Linked DNA regions of Mus musculus: all the other regions are linked to region 1. Evidence: chromatin loops called from intact Hi-C (ENCODE). Cell type or tissue: heart. All regions are shown on one strand.

Evidence for each region. Peaks named below come from ENCODE experiments on the same cell type or tissue, not always from the same donor. Only the 100,000 strongest peaks of a DNase experiment are listed, where the experiment ranks them.
Region 2: it touches region 1 in a loop (2.3-fold over the local background); 8 of 42 quality-filtered maps call a loop at or near these places.
Region 3: a loop joins it to region 1, with 2.3 times the contacts of the local background. A loop is called at or near these places in 6 of 42 quality-filtered maps.
Region 4: a loop joins it to region 1, with 2.8 times the contacts of the local background. A loop is called at or near these places in 8 of 42 quality-filtered maps.
Region 5: it touches region 1 in a loop (2.5-fold over the local background); 10 of 42 quality-filtered maps call a loop at or near these places.

Annotation. Positions count from the first base shown.
Region 1 is chr1:153,223,512-153,228,511 of GRCm38, reverse strand. It overlaps Lamc1 (laminin, gamma 1), which reads left to right. Exons shown (of 28, transcript NM_010683.2): 25 at 802-1,001; 26 at 1,970-2,128; 27 at 4,754-4,853. Among named protein-coding and RNA genes, the nearest start is that of Lamc2, 40 kb to the right of the region's middle. In heart, no CTCF peak of the experiment used is centred here; DNase peaks (open chromatin) are centred at 2,521 and 3,911; H3K27ac peaks cover 908 bases.
Region 2 is chr1:153,374,548-153,379,547 of GRCm38, reverse strand. Gm46246 (a long non-coding RNA gene) reads left to right here. Exons shown (of 2, transcript XR_001779877.1): 2 at 1,149-1,691. Among named protein-coding and RNA genes, the nearest start is that of Gm46246, 20 kb to the left of the region's middle. In heart, no CTCF peak of the experiment used is centred here; no DNase peak of the experiment used is centred here.
Region 3 is chr1:153,124,308-153,129,307 of GRCm38, reverse strand. Lamc2 (laminin, gamma 2) reads left to right here. Exons shown (of 24, transcript NM_008485.3): 21 at 152-351; 22 at 2,144-2,302; 23 at 2,393-2,492. Among named protein-coding and RNA genes, the nearest start is that of Lamc2, 60 kb to the left of the region's middle. In heart, no CTCF peak of the experiment used is centred here; DNase peaks (open chromatin) are centred at 2,117, 2,607 and 4,617; H3K27ac peaks cover 1,438 bases.
Region 4 is chr1:153,383,089-153,388,088 of GRCm38, reverse strand. The region is part of intron 1 of Gm46246 (a long non-coding RNA gene); the gene reads left to right. Among named protein-coding and RNA genes, the nearest start is that of Gm46246, 11 kb to the left of the region's middle. In heart, a CTCF peak has its summit at 2,260 (motif pointing left); DNase peaks (open chromatin) are centred at 1,208 and 2,778; H3K27ac peaks cover 490 bases.
Region 5 is chr1:153,099,508-153,104,507 of GRCm38, reverse strand. The region is part of intron 8 of Nmnat2 (nicotinamide nucleotide adenylyltransferase 2); the gene reads right to left. Among named protein-coding and RNA genes, the nearest start is that of Lamc2, 84 kb to the left of the region's middle. In heart, a CTCF peak has its summit at 2,781 (motif pointing left); DNase peaks (open chromatin) are centred at 1,467, 2,017, 2,967 and 3,347; H3K4me3 peaks cover 275 bases; H3K27ac peaks cover 2,292 bases.

The DNA of each region.
Region 1 (5,000 bases):
ATGTGTGGATATGTGCACATGTGTGTGCAGACCTGAAATCAGACTTCAGGTATTTTCTTTGCAGGCTCTCCACTTTTATTTATTGAGGCAGGATCTCTCAACAAACCTGAAGCTGAAGTATTTGAAAGAAAAATCAGGGTGCCTCTGTCTTCTCATTCCTTTGCTCTTCACTGAAGACCAAAAGCCACATGTGGGAGAGTGGCCTCCGATTAGATGAAAATGTCACCATAGTCTGCCTGCTTAGCTGACTTTAAATGATACATGATAATTATCTGGCACTTTCTCTGACTCTGATACTTAATTCTTTGTTTTAAAGAAACATGCCCAGTCCACTGAGGGGCTGATTCGTGTGTGATAAAAAGAATCACAGGCAATATAAACAAGGAGGGTTGGCAGGCACACTAGCTGGGCGTGGGAGCTTTGGTGTCAGCTGGCCTGTTTACATCCCTGCTCCACGAGTTAGCCTCTTCATTTGTAAGAAGAGTGTCATGCTGCCTGACACACAGTTGACACTAAGGCACTGGCTACAGTGTAACATGCTGGGACTCTGCTTGGAGTGGCTTCTCAAATAGGACCCTCTCAGAAACAGATGTGCATTCCTATGACTTGAGACCTGGAAAACCTGCACGGGGCTGTCTGTTTTCTTCCTTTTCTGAGATTTCACCCCCGTTGTTATTTTAAAAACAAAACCAAGAAAGACACTGATTTTTATCTATTATTAAACAAAATCCAATTGCTGTTTTGTGGAAGGTTTTTCTTCTCTGCCGTTTAGTTCAAATCTGTCTCTTGCACTCCTTTTAGATTTTGATAGACGCGTGAACGATAACAAGACAGCCGCGGAAGAAGCTCTAAGGAGAATTCCCGCCATCAACCGGACCATAGCTGAAGCCAATGAGAAGACAAGGGAGGCCCAGCTAGCGCTGGGCAATGCTGCCGCTGACGCCACGGAGGCCAAGAACAAGGCCCATGAGGCAGAGAGGATTGCCAGCGCCGTGCAGAAGGTGAGCACTTCCATCTTCTCCAGCTCCTGCTTGCACATCGCACACAGAACTCTCTGGAACCATCCCTGTCTGTTTCTTTTCTTTTCAATGCTAATGAGAATAAGTACAATGACCGAAGAAAGAGAACCAGGAAGAGGACTTTCTACTGTCTGGGTGTTGGATTGAGTTGTGAAGGGGGTGGTTTTTACATCATAGTCCCCGCCCACCAAGGTTCCTGCTCTCTCCCTGCATAAACGTTCTCTAGACCCTCCATAGAGCTGCTGTGGCCAGCACTACAGAGGCTGTCTTCACTCACGCTAAAGAGGCATTTCTTCACCGGGTGTGGTGGCGCACGCCTTTGATCCCAGCACTTGGGAGGCAGAGGTAGCCTGGTCTACAAAGTGAGTTCTAGGACAGCCAGAGCTATAAAAGAGGCATTTCTTCAGGCCGGCTTTTTTATGTTACCGAAAGATTAGAGCTTGTTTTAAAATTAAGTGTTTTGAGAATCACAGACCATTTTAATTTCTTTGAAAGGGTCAGTTTTAAATAGATTCTGTCTCATGAGATGCTCATATTTCAGGATGTAGTCTTTGGTAGATGATGCTAAGCTCACAAGAACAGTCAAGTGTGGTAACTGCATTGCAGTGGAAAGGGTTCACAGTTACAGTTTTATTTGTTGTCTGTGTGTGACCTCAGCTAAACATGGTTATACTAGGACAGGGAATTCTCAACAGTAAAGAAGAGGGCACAATGAAAAAACTGTATAAAATGCTGTTGTGTTTGACAGTGATTTTTTTTTTCTTTTAATGAGAACCTAATGAATAACGAGTTGAGCAGTGATAGTAACTGTCATTGTGACATTCTTTCTGGACTGCACCCTGAGCCATTCTACAGATTACAAAAGGGAGTACGCATGTGCACTAGAACAGGGAGGGTTGCTCTAGGAGCTTTGGCTTGCCTCTGCCGACCGTTGCTTCTCCTGTACCCAGAATGCCACCAGTACCAAGGCGGACGCAGAAAGAACCTTCGGGGAAGTTACAGATCTGGATAATGAGGTGAATGGTATGCTGAGGCAGCTGGAGGAGGCAGAGAATGAGCTGAAGAAGAAGCAAGATGATGCCGACCAGGACATGATGATGGCAGGGATGGTAAGAGGCAGAGGTCAGGGGTGCTCACTGGGAAGGACCCCACCCCCACCCGATGCCCAATTCCTGTGAGTTTCCGTTTGTATTGCATTTTCTTCCTCAAGAATTGGGTCAGTAGCTTGCGTAGAAGACAAAGAATTTGACTCCTTTGCCAGGTATTGATGTTGCACAATTGCCCCCATACCAAAGCACAGCTGCAGTCCCAGAACACTTAAAACAAAACAGAACAGAACAGAATGCAATTGTGGGTATGTGATGTTTTTTAACGTAGTTTGAATGGATAATTCCTACACGGGATAAAATAACTTAGAAAAGGAGATTGCAATGAAAAGCTCATTTCATTCCCAGTTTTCCCAGCTGCTCGCTCACTAGAGGCAGAAGCCAGTTTGTTATATAAGACATTGGTGAGGCACTCTGTAGCACTGCACGGAAGCCTGTGGTAACGTGCACGTCTCACGCCACGTGGAAGAGTTAATCTGTGACTCTACGGGGCAGTGGGGAATGAGGGTCAGCTCTGTTCATTCGGTGCTGTATTTTGCATTCAGAAGAACTTCCTGGGGTGGTAGTGTGACTGTCCCTGTCCTGTTCTGTGTTGCAGTCACAGGGACAGTGTATATCAGCCTGTTTGCTCACACCCTTGCAGTGGCAGGAAGAAGCCCAGTTTTCCCAAGCCCCCAACACAGGGCCTCGAGCTGGGTTTACTTTGGGACAAAGTGCAAGGCCTGTGGGAATGATGCCAGTTCTGTACACAGCTGTACAGGCAGCTGCATTTGGAGGCTTATTTATTTGTTTGTTTTTGTTTGTTTGTTTGTTTGTTTGTTTGTTTGAGACGGGGTGGTTTTACTATGTAGCTTTGACTGACCTGGAGCTCTCTGTGTGCACTATGATGGCTTTGAACTCATAGAAATCCTCCTGTCTCAGCTTCCCAAATGCTGGGATTAAAGGTGTGCACCACCACACCTAGTTAAAGAGCTGAGATTTTAAACTTTGTGTTGGATTGTTCTGTGATTTTTTTTTATGCAAAGCGAGGCTCAAATGAAAAGGACCATGAAGCAATCGTTAGTCTTTCTCTTTTTTCTCTGTACTTCATTTTTAAAATTACTTATTTATTTCATGTGTTTTTGATGCATGCGTGCCATAAGGCACATGTGGAGGTCTCGGGACAACTAGTGGGAGTTGGTTCTTTCCATCCACCATGTGGATGTTAGCATGCGATCTCAGGTCGTCAAGCCTAGTGGTGAGTCCTCTTTCCCAGTCAGCCATCTTGCCAGCCCTGTGGGTGCACTCTGACGGGAGCATTGTATTTAAAGCACTGAAAACAGCGAAGGATACAGATTTGCCAGTTCCAAAAAGGGATCTGGGTTTACTTCAAAGAGGGAAAACTAAGTTTTTCTTTCGTTATTTTTGGTCCATATCTTTTTGAGAGCAGCAAGCCATCCTTCTCTGTACTCTTTTGTAACTCTATCAGTTTTGAAAGGCCACCATTCAGCTAGTTTTACCTGAGTGTAACATTTTCTTCAACCAGACAGGTTGTGATTCTTTCTGGAAGATACCAAAGGCCACAGGTTAAACACAGCCCAGCTCTGTGTCCCAGTCCCAGAAACTCGCAGGAAGCCTGTATGGGCTCCAGCCGTGTGTCCCAGTCCCAGAAACTCGCAGGAAGCCTGTATGGGCTCCGAGAACAGCTGCAATTGGAACTGAATTTAAAATTTTTTTTTCTGTTTTTAAAATTCCCACAATGTTTTGATCCCCAAATGTTTGCTTTGTCCTGACCCCAAAACTAGGAAAAATAATTAGTGACTGGGAGTGCAGAGCCACTCCTTTCTGTCCTGCTTTGGGTTTGTCGGGAGAGCATCTGCTTTCTGATACAGGGATGTTTCCTTTTCCTCCACTGCATCCTGTGACTCACGCTCTGTGTGTTTGTTCAGGTTTCATGGAACGTTCCCAAGTATGTTTACCTTTGGTTGGCTTTGAAAATATCCATTGTTGTGTGTGTATGTGTGTGGGTGTGTGTGTGCGTGTGTGGGTGTGGGTGTTTTTATAAGTTGACAGAGAATTTTCAGAAAAGCCTCGCTTTTATTCTCTCCAAGAATAGAACATCTCTAATAATGAGGGCCCTGAGAATATCCACATTCTAGAATAATAATTCCTACATTCAACTCGAACTTAAAACAAAATAACCTGTTTCTACTTAATCCATTTTATCATGTGTTTGCCCCAAAGTGTTCTCAAGTGAGGGGAAGGGAGAAAATGGGATAGTATTGGTTTTCTGACTGCATACATCATTAGGGGTACCCAGGCACAGTAGTACAGTCCCAGCACTCCGAAGGTTGAGACAGGAGGACCTTGCATTTGAAACCAGCTTAGGTTACATAGTAACTCTGTCTTAAAGAACAAAACAAAACCAAAAAACCAAAACAACAACAAAAAGCATATACTGTACTATGCAGTAGAAATAACATCCTCCACCTGAAGATACCACCCCCAAAAACCCTGCAGTGAGAGCGACTCTGATTCAAGGGAAACACATCTGAAAATAGACCTGCTGGTGCACTGGAGGAAAATATTTAGAGAAGAAGAAAACACAAAGTCCGAAGTATTCATGCTGTTTATCCTCTTCCACTACAGGCTTCGCAGGCTGCTCAGGAGGCTGAGCTCAATGCCAGAAAGGCCAAAAACTCTGTCAGCAGCCTCCTCAGCCAGCTGAACAACCTCTTGGATCAGCTAGGTAAGTAACAGAAGGGTTGCTGCAGCCACCGCTTGCAGGGCTGAGTCCACTGATGCAGAGTCACATTCTCTAAAAGCATCATTAAGGCATTCATATTAATGTTTTGTTTAGCTCTTGCTTATTTAAAGACACCTTGTACACAGTGTC
Region 2 (5,000 bases), 150 kb before region 1:
CTTACATACTGAGATAGGATCTCTCACTTGAACCCTGAGCTGGCTGATTCAGCCGGTCTAGCCAGCCAGCTCGCTCCAGGGACTCTGTCCCTGCTTCTCAAGTGCTAGGATTACAGGTGGGCTGCCACACTCACCTGGAATTTATATAATGCCGGGGACCCCAAGACTGCCGCTCACCTTTGTGGAGTGATGCTTTTTTTTCTACGAACTCCCTCTCTATTTCACTTTTTTAAAAAAATGTATTATGTATGTGAGTACACTGTTGCTGTCTTCAGACACACCAGAAGAGAACATCAGATTCTATTACAGATGGTTGTGAGCCACCATGTGGCTGCTGGGAATTAAACTCAGGACCTCTGGAAGAACAGTCAGTGCCCTTAACTGCTGAGCCATCTCTCCAGCCCGCATCCCACATTTTTTAAGTATAGAAACTTACCAGCCTACGAGTCTCTGGGAGCTGTGGTGCTTAAGGCACATCTGGATCTAGGTTCTGGCTTCTTGTCTCTGTACCGTTAGTCATGGTGGGTTTGCCTAGGATTATCAGACAATGTTCAGCAGTAGAGCTCTTATTGAAAAATTGGTTTGCTGATCCCATTGTAGATTTAATGGATGGTTTCACTTCCTCTCAGATTCCTGTCGTGGCTCCATTCTATACAGGTTGTGTATTTGGCAAATGGTACTTCAAAGCTCAAGAATGCTGGTACTGTGTGACGAGAGAGGTATTACATCATCGTGGCCGTTGTGGACATACTCAGCAACCCGGTCTGTGTGACTTGAATAGCCCTGCTGGTCACATGACAGGGGAGCTCACTAGCATTTGTGCCCCGCTGGTTCTTGAGCTCAAGCATCAGGGCAATCTTCCCAGTTTGCTACACAGCAAATTTCCTTCAGAAGTTGGTAGATTATTTAAAGAGATGTAAGCAAGGTATGGTGGTAATTCCAGCACCCAGGAGGTGGAGGCAGGAGGATTAGGAATTTGAGGCCAGTCTCAGCTACATGAGACCAAAAAGCCAGAATGTTACAGGTGTGAGACGGTTACTATGTTAGTCAGTTGTCCTTGTAACAAATACGTGAGATCACTAGTCTACAAAGATAGGTTTATTTTAGCTACTTGTAAGTAATCGGTCTGCATGTTGTATATACCACAGGACATCTATGCTATTTCTGGGAAATCTCTGGTCTTACGAGGTCTGCTTCTTCGACATAAACGTCTCCAACATAAAAAGCCACAGTTCCCTGAGGTCCTTGGCAGCCAAAGACGCAGACATGTGAGGCCTTGTTTCAGGAGGCACCTTCGGAAGGAAGTCCTCTCTGTTGAAGACATCTGTGCTGCAAACATGGAAGAAACAGAGAAGACAAGATGGAATCCTCAGACTGAGTCCTTATCTGGGAATCAGCTCTGAGGCTAGCAGGCAGCAAGGATGCGGCTAAGTCACCTAGCTGCTAGGCAACAGAGCAGAGGTTCCTCCTCAGGCCAGCATTATGGTTTTCAGTGTTGTCCAGTGTGACCTGAAGTCAGTCCTTACAGTAACTGTGTGAGACTTCCTGCATTCTGCTTGGTCTCTTATGGTTTATTGAGCCATGATTGCCAGCTATGAGTATCCGTCTAACAATTTGAATAAACTGCTTAAATGAGGGTCAGTTCTATGGAGAGAATTACAGCCACAGAGTAAAATGGCATTTTTCTTTGAGATGTTTCATTGCATCTTTTATTATTGTCATTGGGAGACATTTGCCAGCTTCTCTTACTTCGTTTGTATTTCTTGGGTACGCTATATTATTTTTTTTTATTTTTATTTTTTAGAGGATGGAATGAGGGTGGTCAATATAGGTGAGGTAGCCCAGGCTGGTCTTGAATTTTCTATATAGTTGAAGGTGATCTTGAGCCCCTGTCCCTGCCTCCTGAGTTCTGAGGCTGCAGGCATGTGTCACCACTGCTAGTTTTTTAAAAATTCAGTAATGGGGGGGGGGGTCAAGCCTAGAGCTTTGCATGTGCCTGTAAAGTGTCCTACCAACTAAGGTAAATCCCCAGCCCATTATAAATAAATAAATAAATAAATAAATAAATAAATAAATAGATAGATAGATAGATAAATAGATAAATAAATAAATAAATAAATGTATGTATGTATGTATGTTATCATACTGGATATTAGGGGCACATACTTGTAATCTCAAAACTTAGGTTGAGGCAGGGGGATCACTGCAGTTTCAAGGCTAGCCTGGTCTACTCTAGAGAGTAGACACTGTCTCAAAAAAAATATATCATAAAAATGGTTAAACTCAACATTGAAGTGAATTTGCTTTTAAGGGCTCCCCACCCATACCTCAGTCCTTGGAGACTATTCGGGCCCTTGTCACTATGACGTAATCTCAGAAGAGTATTGGGGTAAAGGCTGTCTCTCTATCAGTGTTAGAATCCTAGGCATTCAACAGACGTGTTTTGCTTATCACTAAAAGAGAAACAGAAGATTCCGAGACACTCAGAGCAATTCAGGCCTTTTATTAAAAATTGACAGACCCAGCAAAGCAGCAGGAATCCTCCTCCAATATCTAACTGATAGCAGATTGAATCAGAGATGACACAAGCCAGGACTGGGCTGGTTTATGGTCTCTGTTTAATTTGCAACACAAGGGATTTTAAACAGTGAGTGGGTTTGTCTAAGAATCTTGCTTACGAATGGACTGGGTTGAATTCAGGACCCAATAAGATAGGATAGGATTATTTTAGATAAATTTAATCAGGCTTTTTACAAATTCAAACCCCACCCACATTCCCGCTCAGTGTGATACCTCTGTGAACAAAAGCTCGAAGTGGAGTGAACGCTTTTCGCTTTTTGCTTTTGGGAGATTCCTTCTCACAAGTAAACACAATGGGACAGTGAGGGGAGCAGTGGTGTTCACAGGTGTGGGCTAGAGTCTCCCTCAGCTGACTTACCATCAACCCTTTGAATTTAAAGCTGGGGGTGGAGAGGGGTGGGGTCTCCGTTTGGAGGAAGAAACAAATATTACTTCTCTCATTTTAGAGTGTCTTTTGGATTTTAAGGGCTCCCTGGCTTCGGAGCACACTGAGGTCAGACAAACTTGTTCTGCCTTCACTGCAGTTACAGTAACTAATGGGGTGGGGTGTTTGAAAGAAAGAATAGAATCACAGCCGTCCAGCTGTGAAAATACAAGATCAGTTAAATCCTGCTCCAACAGCTGTGATTGAGTTGCTTGCTTCCTCCCCTCCCCTCCCCTCCCCTCCCCTCCCCTCCCCTCCCCTCCCCTCCCCTCCCCTCCCCTCCCCTCCCCTCCCCTCCCCTCCCCTCTTCTTTCTTTCTTTCTTTCTTTCTTTCTTTCTTTCTTTCTTTCTTTCTTTCTTTCTTTCTTTCTTTCTTTCTTTCTTTCTTTCTTTCTTCCTTCCTTCCTTCCTTCCTTCCTTCCTTCCTTCCTTCCTTCCTTTCTTTCTTTCTTTCTTTCTTTCTTTCTTTCTTTCTCTCTCTTTCACAAGTAGGTCAGGTTGGCCTCTAACTTGTTTAACTTCTGGAAGTCAGCATTTACAGACCACAGGAGGCCTCCCTTTAGGTTTTACAAATTATTTCAGTTCTTCATTTTTCAAAAGCTTAAAGTGATATCAACTTATGAATGTTCTTGGTTTTTAAATTGTGAATTCATAATAATTTCATGAGAATTGCTTACATTTTTCAATATACAACCATATACATACATATATACATACACACATACATATATATGTATATGTATATATGTATGTATGTGTGTGTGTATATATATGTGTGTGTGTGTGTGCGTATACACATATTAAAAACATTCCCAAGGAAAACTGTGGGGTTTTGGTTGGTTGGTTGCTGTTGTTGTTTTGTTTTGTTTTGTTTTTAACTTCAGAAATATTTTACTTAAGTCTGTTTGTTAAAATTTTGCCCAACAGTAGGAACTGAAACCTTCTAACAGTTGCTGTAGATTACTGATGATAACTACCCCAAGGTCATGCCTCCTGGCTTCTTAATGGCCGGGTTCAGCAATATCGTTTGCTGGCAAAGGAATCATTCATTCACAAAACTGGACCCACCCAACCAGAGACCCTTGGTGGAAGTTCAGTTAGATTCTAAACCAAGAAAAATAGTTGCCTCTTTTCCTCACTGAACTTTGATCAGTACTGTGTGCTGTGTGGCCAAGCTAGAAAGTAGATGGAATTTCAAACAAGGCTTTAATGGTACCTTGGGAGCTTCCACCGGACGTCCTTCAACCAAGGAGAAGCATACCAAGATGGGATGCATCACACAGAAAATAGGATTTATTAAAGGAAATCAACCCCATTACCATAGTAGGCATACCCTCAGGGCTGACCCATATTTTATAAATGATGTAAATTACTCACTTTGACATATCTGTAATATGATGTGGCTCAAATTCTTTTCTATCAGGCTTGTTTGTTTTATGAGAAAGGGGTTTTCTCTGCAGCCCAAGGTGGGTTCAACTCACAGCCTCAGCTTCTCTATTGCTGGGCTTACAGGAGTCAGCCCTACTCTAGTAACTTCCTGAGTTTGCCAGATGCTAGGATACAAAGATTAGTAAGAGGCTGCTCCCAGACAGAGGCAGACAGACAGTGAATCCATTTTTAAGAAATGTTTAAGCGCTGGTAAGATGGCTCAGAAGGTAAAGGCACTTACTGCCAAGCCTGAATGCCTGCGTTTGATCCACAGGACATACATAGCGCAAAGAGAGAACTGGTTTCCACGGGTCATCCTCTCACCTCCATAGATGCATGCATATGCATACACATACACCCAATAAATACATTAAAACATAATAAGGTATAATTAATAAATTTCACTTAGAGCCTAATCCTAGCAATTTATAATCTGAGACCAGACAATCAACGAAGCTTGCGAGTTCAAGACCAGCCTGAGCAAGACAGGAAGACCCTGTCTCAAACACTGGAGTAAAGTACAATGTTTAAGATGTGGTTTTTATTCGAAGGAGGTAGAAAACAGCAG
Region 3 (5,000 bases), 99 kb after region 1:
GAAAGAAAGGCTAATCCCAGCTGCAGCATCTCACCCCTAGCTAGTAATCGGTCCCTTTCAGGAATTTTTCCTCAGAACACCAGGCACTCTCATTCAGTTGTCTCTGTGGCAATTTTTTTTTTCTTTTCTCTTCTTTTTTTCTTCATTCTAGAGTTTGATCTGCAGGTTGAAGACAGAAAAGCAGAGGCTGAAGAGGCCATGAAGAGACTCTCCTCTATTAGCCAGAAGGTTGCAGATGCCAGTGACAAGACCCAGCAAGCAGAAACGGCCCTGGGGAGCGCCACTGCCGACACCCAACGGGCAAAGAACGCAGCTAGGGAGGCCCTGGAGATCAGCAGCGAGATAGAGCAGGTAAAGAGAAATGGATATACGGGCTGCCCCAGGCAGTGCCCAACACAGCCCTGTTCCAGAGAGAGAGTGTTTCAGCTCAGTTCAGCCCCTATGGCTCAGAGTCCTGGAGAGGGCACAGCAGCCCTGCTCTACACGCCCACCCTTCTGCTGGATGGATTCTATCACTGGCTAGCAGCTATTACACCATATTCCATGTTCCTTTGAACAGCACTGTGGAGAACACCCAGAGTTGTTTACTATGAAGATTTCTAAGGCTGCTATCAGAAAATACTTAGAAAAATAGAAGTGACTTTTGCACCGTTCGGAAGGTTAGGATGAGAAACTAGTCGCCCAGGGCTCCACTTCTCCTGACAGCTCCAGGGAGAATTCTTCCTTTCCTCTTGCCAGCTGCAGAGGAGGCCAGGCAATCCTGGTCTTCCTTGGTGCATAGCTTTATCCGTCCACTCCCTGCTTGTGTGATCCCCAGAGTCCTCTATCATCTCTTCTTTTCTCTATCCTCCTTCCTCCTTCTTCTTTCCCCTTCTCTTCTTCTTCTCCCCATCTTCCTCTCCTTCTCCTTCATCTTCTTCAAGATATGATCTCACTATGTAGCCCAGGCTGGCCACTATATTCATATCTCAGTCTTATCTTATAAGAAGATATCAGTCTCACTGAATTAAGGGTCCAGTGTAACTTCACTGTAGCTAATTACATCTGCAACTGTCAGTTTTCAAATAAGGCCATCTTCTGAGTTGAGAGAAGCGTGTAAGCAAAGACTCCATCCACCATGTCTTTGTTCGTGCTGGTAAGCTCTCTCCCTCTGAGAAACATCCCTAGCCCTTAGGACTTCACCATGAGTTTTAGGACGTAAATTTAACTTGTAACAATTGACATCAGCGTTTTGATTCTGGATATGAAATCCCCGTGCTCTACAGCCTTCTATATCCTTTGTCTCAGCTGGGCCTATTTTAGTCTGTCCGGCACTGTGAATGCTTGGTGCTAGGGATGGAGATAAGAACTATCTGGTCCCTTGCTTGACGAGCATTCAAGAGATCTGAGATCCAGCTCTGCTATGCCTAGAGCTCCAGCAAAGGAATGCTTCTCGGCTGAAAGTGACCTCCTTCCTGCTTACTTAAGGACTTCTAGGGAGCTGGTGCCACTCCAGGAAGTCAAGAGGTCTTGGGCATCTAGACTATTCGACCTCACTTTTAAGACTGCTTGGTAACCTACAAACTATAATTTCTAATAATTCCCCTTGAGGGCAGTTTCATAAACCTTCCTTTATATGGCATCAAGCATAAAGATACCTGCAACTGTTTAATTGTAGCTTATTGATAAAGGCATTGATGAACTTTTTCCCTGCAAAGACAAAAACCCACCACTACAGTTAACTCCAGGTCTGTATTCCAAGTACAACTGTCTTGGGGAAATCCTTGTAAAGTTGTTCCAAAGACCAGGTGAGTCTTTGGAATAAAGCCCATGAGTGTCAGAGAATGGTGTTTCTTGCCTTCTGGGTTTGCTCAAATGCTTTCCTGATTGCGTTAGAAATTTTCTAGGCACCGAACTGAAAGAGAACCAGTGTTTTCGCACTGACCCTCCTAGTCTCTAGAGAGCTAACCTTGAACTAACTTGCTTGAGGGCCAGCCTGGGGAAGGGTGTGTCCCGAAGTCTGACTCTCTCATTGTCCATCTGACTTGCTCCATCAGAGCCAGGCACAGATGTTTTTTTGGTTTTTTTTTCTCCAATTGTCCTTGGGATGCTTTGAGCCTCACCCTCCCTTTCCTCACGTCCCTGGCTCTTTTTATTCTCCCAGGAGATAGGGAGTCTGAACTTGGAAGCTAATGTGACAGCAGATGGGGCCTTGGCCATGGAGAAGGGACTGGCCACTCTGAAGAGCGAGATGAGAGAGATGGAGGGGGAGCTGGCCAGAAAGGAGCTGGAGTTTGACACGGATAAGGACACGGTGCAGCTGGTGAGTGCAGGCGTCTTTCCATGTGCGCTCTCTTTAGTTGCCAAGACAAAAATAACATCTCAGAACACCTTTGTACTCACTCGTCCTCAGGTGATTACTGAAGCCCAGCAAGCTGATGCCAGAGCCACGAGTGCCGGAGTTACCATCCAAGACACACTCAACACATTGGACGGCATCCTACACCTCATAGGTCTGTAGAGCATCCTCAGCTTTCCAGCCCAGGGTCTGTCCCCAGAGGACTTGACATTCTTAGTCCGGATGCGAGGGGATCTCAACTTTCCCTGAGACCATCTGGAAGTCTGCTTTGTCTCAGGGCCCAGACACTTGGGCCAGGTTGCTTTACATTTTCCGTCTTACCATGTCTAAGATGAGTCACTGAGCACTTGTATCTGGGAGTGAAGGGCTGTGAGTCAGAGCACTGGGTGTGTTCCAGGAAATTCCCAGAAGTCTGGTCAGCTTGAGGGTCCTGGTCTTGAGCCTGAGGGGCCCCCGGGCAGTCTTAAAGAGGAGAGTAACCACATCACTGCACCAGAGAGAAGTTATGGACTGGGGGGCCTAGAGACAAAGAAGGCCATGTGGGAACTATTGGAAGCAGACAGGAGCCAGTTATGAAGCAGAAGCAGTGGGGAGGGAAAGGCTTGAGCAATGGGCTGCCTTGGTCTGAAGGACCATCTGCTAAATCTGATGAGGTTCCTCCCTAAACAAACCTATACCTGTTATGACCAACTGGGAAAAGAGGAGCCTCCTGGATAAGTAACCTGGAGGAAATGTGCAAAGAGGGGGAGATTCATGGATTTTAGGATAGAATAGATTTACTAGCACAGTATGGCAGGGAATCGGGTTTCCCTGTAGTTACTACCCAAAGAAGACTGCTGTTAATTAAAAGTCTAAATCTGGGGGCTGCAGAACTGGCTCATTGTCTAGCAACATGTGTTCTTTCTTCAAGAGAATCCCCTTTACTTTCCCAGTACTCAGGCTGGGCATCTGTAACTCCACTCCAGGGGCATCTGATACCCTCTCTGGCTTCCATGGGCACCTGAACTCATATAGAACATGAACACACACACATGCATGTATATGCACACAGAAATACTTGTTTAAAAAGTTGAAGTCTAAAGTTAATAGTTAATAGGGGGCCCTCAACAACGGAGACTCCAGTGGGTAGGGACTAGGAGCTAGGTCACGTATTCCCATGGCATCCAGGAGAAACCCCAGCTATGCCTCACTGGTTCAGTAGAACAATTGCAATGCCTGACTGCCTCATGGAGGAGTATCACTGACAGGCCAGTATTCTCTGTGCTGTTACATTAATGGGTCTATTTGTGATCCAGGAAGCCCCAGAGAGTAAAATGTCCTCTAAAGATGAAAGATAAGATCTCCCCAGTTAAGATTTTAGCAGCATGGGATAGCATTCTAAAGAACGGTAATGAAATTAATGGGGCCTTTAAAGGGAACATGAGTGGGAGGGAGGGAGAGAGGGAAGGTGGTGGGAAGTGCTAACCATTTACTACCTGTCAGGGACTGTGCCAGGAGCTCTCAGGGCATGACCATTTAAGTCTTGTTAGCATTCGGGGAGATGAATTTTATTGTTGTGCTTCACATGGGGGTAAACCAAGGATGCACAGCACACAGTAAACTGTGGGGCGGGGCTTCCCCTGAGATCCGTGTCTCCCTCCATGTTCCTGTCCTGTTCTCTTCCTGAATGTGGCTTCCCGTACACATTACTTCACTCCCAAGCTCACTCATTTGCTGTGCTGGGACACAACCCCTAATTCTTGAAGTTTTCCCTGAAGGGTGCATCGGGTCAGTATTTTCACTGTGGTATAACTTCTACTTTAGGCAGTCTCTTGAGTTTGAGGGTAATAACTCATTAAGTACTCTCAGTCTAATAAGCTCAGTCTAATAAGCTCAAATCCTAGAATTGACTCTCACAAGTTTTCCTCTGGCCTTTGTACATGTTCTGTGGCATGTGTACACAGACACAGACACACACACACACACACACACACACATCAGGAGGAAGCAAATCCTGTCACTGAGGCTCAGATACATGAGGCAGCCCGACCTTGAGTGTGAACCCACTGGGAACTACTCAAATCTACTTGAACTAAATGAATATGACCTGGTACTCTCATGTTGACATTGGTTTTATAGAGTGTACAGGTAGAAATGCCATGGCATTTGTTATAAATGGAATGAACAGACACCGAGCCAGAATGAAGTCATACATCTTTCCCTAGCAGCTGGAATCCATCCTCCAAAGAGCTAAGGACACCCTGGCCTTTGTAAACCCTGTGGCTCAGCCTATTTCTAAAGGTCTCCTAATATAAAACAGCAAGATACTTCCTTGGGGTGATACGGAAAGTCTGTTTGGAGTTAGTTTAGATCCCAGGGGTGAGCTATGTTAGACCTCAGACAGCTTTCGGCCCCTTAATAACCTTCAGCCTTCTCAGCTCACGATCCATTATCTCAACCAAATAGAGCTCGGAACTTCATTGGCTACACTATGGAGCTTAGTCTTGAACTAGGCTGTTCAGAGCACAGATGCAGGCCTCATGTTCTTAGGAAGATTTCTACTTTATTCTTAATTGAAAGTGAGGCCATCTCAGTGTATGGCAAACTGTTTTCTCTGGGCAGAGTTTGTTAGGATCTCAGGAGGACCGGTGCATGTGTTCCTTAGACAGCTTGTCTCTACTAA
Region 4 (5,000 bases), 160 kb before region 1:
ATTGTACTGGCTGGTTTTGTGTGTCAACTTGACACAGCTGGAGTTATCACAGAGAAAGGAGCTTCAGTTAAGGAAATGCCTCCATGAGATACAACTGTAAGGCATTTCCTCAATTAGTGATCAAGGGGGAAAGGCCCCTTGTGGGTGGGACCATCTCTGGGCTGGTAGTCTTGGTTCTATGAGAGAGCAGGCTGAACAAGCCAGGGGAAGCAAGCCAGTAAAGAACATCCCTCCATGGCCTCTGCATCAGCTCCTGCTTTCTGGCCTGCTTGAGTTCCAGTCCTGACTTCCTTGGTGATCAACAGCAGTATGGAAGTGTAAGGCGAATAAACCCTTTCCTCCCCAACTTGCTTCTTGGTCATGATGTTTGTGCAGGAATAGAAACCCTGACTAAGATACCTATGTAAGTACACTGTAGGTGTCTTCAGACACACCAGAAGGGCGTCAGATCTCATTACAGATGGTTGTGAGCTACCATGTGGCTGCTGGAATTTGAACTCAAGACCTTTGGAAGAGCAGTTAGTGCTCTTGCCCACTGAGCCATCATCTCATCAATCCCATTAATATATCATTTTAATCTCTACTATTTGATAACTTTTTTTTTTGCAACAGGATCACATGTTACCCAGGCTAGCACCCAACTCACTCCATACCTGAGAATGACTTTGCATTTCTGAACCTCCACCTCCAGAGTGCTGAGCTTATCGGCATGCGACCCCCAAGCCATTGTATTTGGTGCTGGGCATGGAACCCAGGGCTTCCTGGAGTCTAGAACAACAGAGCTACACCCTAAGCCCATAAAAAGTTGCACAAAGCTTACATTTGCCAGAGAAGACATAACGAGTGCATGTGGAGAGTTTGGAATTTTGAAGTTTTGTTTGGTGGAAACTTCCTTTTTATTGTTTTGAAGAGGTATACCAGAGAATGTTGGGAAACGTGACTGGATTTATTGTTTGGTTTTCTTAATGAAACAGATTTTTAAAAACTTTCAAAAATCTTTCCAATTAGCAACAGATTCCTAAATAATCTATGTTTTCCTCGTCTTGGCACATCAGTTTTTTCCTTTGTCTTCATTCTGCCCGAACTCTAACAACAGATATTCCTGGAAGGTGGGATGCTTCAGAACGGCTCTCTAGTACATGTAGCTCCTGCATCTGACCACACGGCGGCACTGGAGAGCTTTGGGGACTGATGCAAGCCCCAGTCCCAAAGGGCTGGGCACAGTGAAGCATTCCTGCTCCAGCTCTGACTCAGAAGTCTGCTGTGCAAGCTCAGACTTCTAACCTCCAGCACTTTAACCTGCGGCTCCGTGTTCTGCTGAGGCTTCAGCCTTTGACGGCCTGTGCTGACCCCTCCATACTTGTTTAGCTTCCTTTTTCAGTTCTTTTCGAGATAAATACAGGTTTTAAATCTCATTCTGTATAAACTACATAAAGGCTTGCCCTACTATTTAAGGGCACATGGCACTAGAGAGAGGCAGGAAGGACACAAACTAAATCTCTAACTAAAGCTACTCCGAAGAAAAGCTAGCAGCCCACGCGGGACTTCATAGTCGGCGATGAAGACTCACTCAGATGAAGTGGAGAGCCATTGATGGGGCAATTGTCATCAACACACACACACAAATTTACACACTCACGTGCACAAATACACACATACGCAGGCGCGCGATTGCACGTCAGTCAGACACGCATGCGCGCTAAATATTTGGATCCAGGCAAACATAACAAAAGGATAGGACAATATAAGACATTATTCAGCTGTAGCCTTTGCAGAGGAGCGGTCGTATCACAGAGAACATGGTTATGAAAGGGCACTTCATAATTCACCTTATATAATTCTACATTGCAGAAGTACTCTAGAGTAAAACTTTTGTTCAGCTTGTTTTTGTTTTGTTTTGTTTTGTTTTTCACTTTGAAGCAAGGTCTTGCTAGATTACTTTGCTTTTTCTCAAAGTCAAAACCGTCCTGCCTCAGTCCTCCGAGGGCTGGGATCTGGGGTGTGGGCCACCATGGGTGTCCTCCTGGGAGCTTTCTCTTGCTTCTTCTTCTTCTTAACCTGGTAAAGATATCAGAAAATGAGTTTTCATTACTCTAGGATGTGCATTTATGCCATTTAAAGACGTTGTGGACCAGCTGGAGACAGTCTCAGTGACTAAGAGCACTTTCTGGTCATAGAGGACCCCAGTTCAATACCCAGCACCCACAGGGGGCAGCTAGCTCCCAACTGGCTGTAACTCCAGATCCAGAGGATCTGCCCTCTTGTGGTGTCTGTGTCTGCATTAATATGGATGTGCCTGCCGGGCAGTGGTGGCTCACGCCTTTAATCCCAGCACGTGGGAGGCAGAGGCAGGCAGATTTCTGAGTTCGAGGCCAACCTGGTCTACAAAGTGAGTTCCAGGACAGCCAGGGCTATACAGAGAAACCCTGTCTCAAAAAAAAAAAAAAAAAAAAAAAAAAAAAGGACATACGTACACTCAGACATACATACACACACACACAGACATAAATTTATTTTAAAAAAAAAGGCATTAGAAGGCTGGAGCACTGTCATTCTGGCATTCACTTGTATTCCTGGAGGGCTATCAGAGCACAAGGTCAGCTCGGGCCACAGGCATACATGCAGGCAGAATGCCATATACATAATAGATATACCTAAAAAATAAAAAGATAAAATTCAGAAAGAAACAAAAAGAGCTGGGATATAAATCAGGTTACAGAACCCGACTACCATGTTGAAAGCCCCAGGTTCACGCCCACAGCACAGGGGAGGAGGTATCAAATCGCAGCTCTTTGTCTCCAATTGAATTGTATGGAAAAGGAAGAGGGTCATTACACTGGAGGAAGTGAAGTGTTTCCTGGAGGGAAAGGCTTAGGTAAGTCGGCTCTGTTCCTGATGCAGAATTGTAAGCCTGGAATTCCCAGGGACAAGGCTGCCCCGGAGGACATTGATGGAGACAGATGCCTTCTGACAGGGATCCAGAGAACATCAGGGAACATCAGGACGCTTGTCACTACAGACTCAAGGCTGACTGTGTGAACACAGCCCACTGTTAGCTATGTAACCTTGAGAAATGTATTTGCCTTTCTGAAATTCTATTGCTTCATCTGTCATGGGGAGTAGTGGTAGAACGCACCTCGTTGGCTGGCCGGGATAGTTAAGTGACATAAAATGTTCAAAGACCTTAAAACTGGAATTGGTCCATAGGTGTGTTCAGACGATGCAGCCTGCTCCCCAGGTCAGCAGCAAAATGGAATTCTTAACTTTCCTATCTCCAGTTATGTCCATGGACACACCAAAGACCCAGGCTGTGCCACAGAGACAACGCTTCCATGACACTTCAGGCAGTAATGCAAATCAATTTATTGGATCAGAAATAGAATGAGTCTGCATTAAAATATAAGAATTTGAAAATGAGGTGGATAGGGATGGCACACGCCTTTAATCCCAGCACTTGGGAGGCAGAGGCAGGCAGATTTCTGTAGGCCAGCCAAATCTACAGAGTGAGTTGCAGGACAGCCAGGGCTACACAGAGAAACTCTGTCTCGAAAAACCAAAAAAAAAAAAAAAAAAAAAAAAAAAAAAGATTTTGAAAATGATGCATTAGGGGCTGGAGAGATGGCTTAGCAGTTAAGAGTGCTAACTGCTCTTCCAGAGATCCTGAGTTCAATTCCCAGCAACCACATGGTGGCTCACAACCATCTGCAGTGGGATTCGATGATGCCCTCTTCTGGTGTGTCTGAAGACAGCTGCAGTGTACTCATATACATGAAATAAATAAATCTTTAAAAAGAAAGAAAGAAAATGATACATTAGAAATGCCCTTTTCAAGCTAGGTGTCTTAGTCAGGGTTTCTATTCCTGCACAAACATCATGACCAAGAAGCAAGTTGGGGAGGAAAGGGTTTATTCGGCTTACATTTCCATACTGCTGTTGATCACCAAAGGATGCAGGACTGGAACTCAAGCAGGTCAGAAAGCAGGAGCTGACGCAGAGGCCACGGAGGGATGTTCTTTACTGGCTTGCTCAGTCTGCTCTCTTATAGAATCCAAGACTGCCAGCCCAGAGATGTTCCCCACCCACAAGGGGCCCTTCCCCCTTGATCACTAATTGAGAAAATGCCTTACAGTTTTATCTCATGGAGGCATTTCCTCAACTGAAGCTCCTTTCTCTGTGGTAACTACAGCTGTGTCAAGTTGACACAAAACTAGCCAGTACAATTGACCCCTTGTCAACTTGACACACAAACAAATCACTAGTAAGCCTCAACCCTTACATTCTTATTCATCCCCAAGATCTAAACAACTTTAAAAGTCCCACAGTCTTTACATATTCTTAAATTTTCAATCTCTTTAAAATATCCATCTCTTTTAAAATCCAAACTCTTTTTACAATTAAAAGTCTCTTAACTGTGGGCTCCACTAAAACAGTTTCTTCCTTCAAGAGGGAAAATATCAGGGCACAGTCACAATCAAAGCAAAAATCAATCTCCAACTGTCCAATGTCTGGGATCCAACTCACGATCTTCTGGGCTCCTCCAAGGGCTTGGGTCACTTCTCCAGCCATGCCCTTTGTAGCACACGCGTCATCCTCTAGGCTCCAGATGCCTGTACCCCACTGCTGCTGCTGCTCTTGGTGGTCATCTCATGGCATCTCCAAAACACTGCATGACCCCTTCAGTCCTGGGCCTTCAATTGCAACTGTGCCTGCACCTTCACCAATGGCCTTCCATGGCCTCACACAGTGCCAAGCCTCAGCTGCTTTGCGTGACCCCTTCATGCCTTCAAAACCAGTACCACCTGGGTGACCCTTACATATTACCAAGTCCCGCTGCAGCAGGAGTACAACCTTGGCCATCTCTGGAACACAGCCTCTTTGTGCCTTCAGAAAACACTTCCCAGAAGATGTCACCTCAATGATGCTGGTCTCTTCTTAATCACCGCTAATTTCTTAGCTCCAGCTAACCAGCATCAATAGTCCCAGTAATGCAAAGTTTTTGC
Region 5 (5,000 bases), 120 kb after region 1:
CTCTTGGGAGTGTGGAGTGGGAGGTGTAGAGTGAACAGAGCAGACCTGATTGGTCAGTCTCACTCCTTACATGGCCAATGTACCTGCATACTGTCAAACCTCAGGAGACAGGATCACACTGGGCTCTTCACTCTCCCCAGGCCTGTGTGTGAGGCCTCAGAGGTGGGGTCCATAACATTCATCTTGCTTCAGCATCCTGCCCAGCCTAGTCTCGACGCTATCGGTTCATCTGACGGTTAAAGTTTTCCAGGGGAGATGGAGGTGGAGCGGAAGAGAGGAAGCAGTTGGAGGTGGACTCTGCTTCCCATGAATAGAGAATCTGAGAAGAGGATATGAGGCATGCGAAGCAAGAAGCAACTTGGCCTTGAGGGAGAGAGCACTTAATGACCCAGGAGGCAAGTTTCTTGGAAGGAATGTGGACCCGGCATCATCCCTTCAGGAGTCTGAATTCTAAGACCTGCCCTGATGACTTCCAGATATAGATGCTCTGTGGCCTTAGCCAGACATCTTCCTGGATACTAAGGATGTACGGGTAAGAAGACAGATATGAATTCATCATTTGGATAGGTTACTGTCTAGTGGGTGACATCAAGCAAAATGTTAGTAGTTACCACATGGGTTGTAGAACCTGCAGAGACCATCACAGAAAGTCACAACTAAGCCAGGCAGTGGTAGCACACGTCATTAATCCCAGTACTTGAGAGACAGAAGCAGGTGGATCTGAGTTGAGGACAGCCTGGTCTACTAGGTGAGTTCCAGGACAGCTAGGGCTACATAAAGAAATCCTATTTTGAAGAAGAAAGTAGAGAAAAGAACAGAAGAGAGAAGAACAGAAGAGAAAGGAAAGGAAAGGAGAGGGTAGGGGAGGGGAGGGGAGGGGAGAGGGGAGGGGAGAGGGGAGGGGAGGGGAGGGGAGAGGGGAGGGGAGAGGGGAGGGGAGAGGGGAGGGGAGAAGGAAGGGGAGGGGAGGGGAGAGGGGAGGGGAGAGGGGAGGGGAGGGGAGGGAAGGGAAAAGAAAGCCTCAACTGGCCAGGCTGCACAGAGGGACTTACTATGGCATGCCCAACCCCAATCCATACATCTATACAACCCCTACACCCAAGGCTCAGGTAACATCTAGGAAGAGGGGTGGAAGATTCTAAGAGTTTGTGTCTTATGTAGGACAGAAAAGCAGCACTCTTGAAATCTCAACAATACGGCTGCCTAAACAAGACTTGAATAAGCCGGGCGTGGTGGCGAACGCCTTTAATCCCAGCACTCGGGAGGCAGAGGCAGGCGGATTTCTGAGTTCGAGGCCAGCCTGGTCTACAAAGTGAGCTCCAGGACAGCCAGGGCTATACAGAGAAACCCTGTCTCAAAAAACCAAAAAAAAAAAAAAAAAAAAAAAAAGACTTGAATAATGGCAACATCAGTTGACACGTAGTGTGGATAAGGAAATCCCAAGGGTCCCCATCTCTGGATGACAAGCAGCAGGCAATTAATGACTGCCATGAGGTGACGCAATCTTCCCTTGGGACAAATGCCCTAATTGGTTATTTAACACCATGTGGTCAGTACTAAATGCACTCAGCAGGCTATAACATATGTATGTATACATGTGACAAAAACCAAAGAGAAATGAATACATCATTTAAAATAATTTTAAAATGCAAACTGAGAGGCTTAACAAAAGATTATTTTTGACTGTATTGAAGGATATGGGCAAGTTAATGCTCAGTGACTCATATCTTGTAGTGACTAACACTTTATGAGCAACTGGCAAAAGCAGCCAAGTAAAACAAGTGAAGCCCAGATTATAATGATGGTGCCTTTCATCCAAACATTCAGGTGTTCTAACCAGAGGGCTCAACTTCATTAGCAATAAGATCCTTCAAGATGCACTGAAGGCCTGGAAGGCTCTCCTGGTACGATCCAGCGTGATCCCGCTACATCAGAGCTCAGAACCCTCCTTACTTTCTTCTCGTCGTACAGCACATCAGCGGCTCCAGCCTCCTTCTGCGTCCTTTGCAGATGGCAGCCAGGGATGCATGGGGGCCACCCGTAAGCATCTACCAAGGGCTCGGCCATGTGCCAGGAACTCTTCTCGGGGCTTCATTATCACATCTCATCCTTACAACGGTCTTCCGAGATGCGTGTCTCAGTTCCAGGAATCTGTCCTATCTATGCGATCACAGCTTAGTGATGGAATCTGATCCCTCTTGGGCCGCTCACTCTTGAAGACTCTTTTTGTTGCTTCACACTTCTTCTAGATCCATCGATAGACTCATATTTTAGAGACTTGAAACTTCCTCAGTTTAAAAATATCACAGCTCCAGCCAGGCATGATGGTGCGCCTTTAATCCCAGCACTTGGGAGGCAGAGGCAGGCAGATCTTTGTGAGTTTGAGGCCAGCCTGGTCTACAGAGAGAGTTCCAGGACAGCCAGGGCACAGAAAAACCTTGTCTCATAAAAACAAAACAAAACAAACAAAACAAAACAAAACAAAACAAAACAAAACAAAACAAAACAAAACACCACAAGTTGAAACAGACTTTATGGTATGTGATGGTGTATACCTATAATCCCAGAACTCAGGGACTGAGGCAGGAAAATCATGGGTTTGAGGCCAACTTGGGGTACATAGCAAGATCCTATCTTTTTAAAAAATGGAAGAAAAAAACCCCAAAAAACCCAAGACACAAAGGAAGGAAAACACCCACCACTTTGCTCTTAAAAAATAAAATAAAATAAATTCAATACTCTTACCAGATATCCTCAGATCCTTGCTCTCTACCGCCCCCTAGAGCATACAGCTGTAAGCACTGCTGGGAGGGTAAAGAAAGGGGAGAGAGCCCTATAAATCCCCGTCTGTGAGAATGTCTAAACCACTCTCCAGCAGAGCATCCTCTGTACTGCTCTGGCTTCTGCCCCCGTCAGGAGGAAAGGCTGGTCCAGAACTAGTGTGATCAACCTGGCTAGTCAGGCAGCCAGGAGTGCACTTCCAGGATGGCCCTCAACGCAAACAAACGAAAGCTCCTTCAATGGGGCTTCCCAGAGGAAACCAACCCCAACCCCACGGTGCTGCCAGCTTGACTGGGAGTGTGGGAAGGAAGGCCCAGAGTTCCGGCCTCGTGTCAAAAGCCTGAAAATCAACAGCACCTTTTACACGAGATCCCTGAGCAGAAATCAGTCCCCAAATTTCGAATCACTGGGACTGGGGGTCCTTCTCTTGTGGATAATTCAGCTTGGGTTTTAGCAATGTGGGGATCTAATCCCCCGCGGCTGGAAGAGTCGCGCAGGCTTCCTGCTTCCGGGCTGGAGTTAAGCAGTTTGATAAAAAGTCATCTGAGCCTGAATAACCACGTTTGCCTTTGCTCCATTTATCTGGGGGCCCTGGGATTTCTTCTGGAGTGGTTAATGCCCCCGGCTCTTCCTCTGTTTATTTTCTTTGGTTATGTTCCCATAGCTGATGGATGTAGGAAGCCGCTTAGTCCATAACTGGCTGGTTAGAGGCATGTAGGGCACAACCAATGAAAAGAATGTGAGACTTTGAGAAGTTCAGGAAGAAAAGAGTGTCTCTATTGGCGGACTTCTGGTGTCTGAAATCACCTTTAGGTATTTAATCCTTCCAGGTAAACATTAACTCTTGCTTGTTTAAAATGCTGAGACCCTGAGAATGGCCCAGACAGGCAATCATTACACTCAGTGATTTCGGCACACTCCATCAAAAGCCAGCGCCTTTCCAAATGAAGAGAACCAACTCACTTATCAGCCATCTCCTCTCTCAGGCTTGTGCCCGCTACTGGGTCTTTCCTAGCCTCCTCCCTACATGAAAACCTCTTTGCTTTGTGACGGCTTAACCTGGACCAGGCCGAGAGTCAATGCCCAGCTTGTGCCTTCACTGAGCCTGCTTTGAGGGATGTCTGTCATTCCTCCGCAGGTCCATGTTAACTGGACAAAGGATCTGAAGAATTACGTGAGACCCTGTTCCACCATTCAACAGCTGTACTATCTAGAACAAGCCTCAACTTGCTTAAGCCCCCCTTTTGTATATATTATTAAATTGTTATGTTTATTTAGTCCGGGGGGGGGGGGCGGGAGCACAAGCACACATATGTGGTTATGTGTGTGTATACATGTTATGTTGTGTATGTGGAAGTTCTCTCCTTGTCCCACGTGAGTTGAGGATTGAACTCAGGCCGTTAGTCTTGACAGTAAGTGCCTTTACCCACTGAGCCACCTTGCCAGTCCTCTTTCCATGTTTTTAAGATGGGAATAGAGATCCCATCTCATAGGGGTTAAATCGGATAATCTGTGAGATACAGCCAAATATGATTCATTAATTGTCTGGCTTTCCCAATAGGAAGCAAGAGGACTAGCCAAATATTTTGTTTCTATCTGTTCTCCTAGCTGTAGACTCGGAATTGCTGTCACACAGAAGGTGCTCAGTAAATATTTCAAAATGAAAGAATGAGCTCAGGCTGGGGAGGCACCTTTTAATCTTAGCTGCTCACAAGGCTGAGGCAGGAGGATCATTAGTTAAGAAAAATTAGGAAGACTCTCTCTTTAAAATTAAAAACACAGTCTGGGAAGCCAGCTCAGCCGGTAAAAGTGCTTGTCACACAGCCTGAGTTTGATCCCTGGCACCCACGAGCAAAGGTGGAAAGCGAGAGCCAGCTGCACACAGTTGTCTTCTGACTTCCTCTTGTGTGCTCTGACACTTGCATGCCATATAATAATAAATAAAACAAAATAATTTAAAGGGGAACCATCAAAGGGAGACAGGGGTGTAGTTTGGCGGCTAGTGTGTAGGAAACCATAAGCTAAAATTCCCAGGACTTAACAGCAATGAGAGAATACCGAAATAACATCCAACCGTTGCTGAGATCTTACCAGCTGGGTTCAAAAACTCTTCCACACTTTCTATATGCTTAATTTTGTGTTGGACAACGATGTAAGCACTAGTAACTAGGGTATTTTTAGCCTGCAAGAACCTCGAGGGGAAACGCATGCTTACGTTC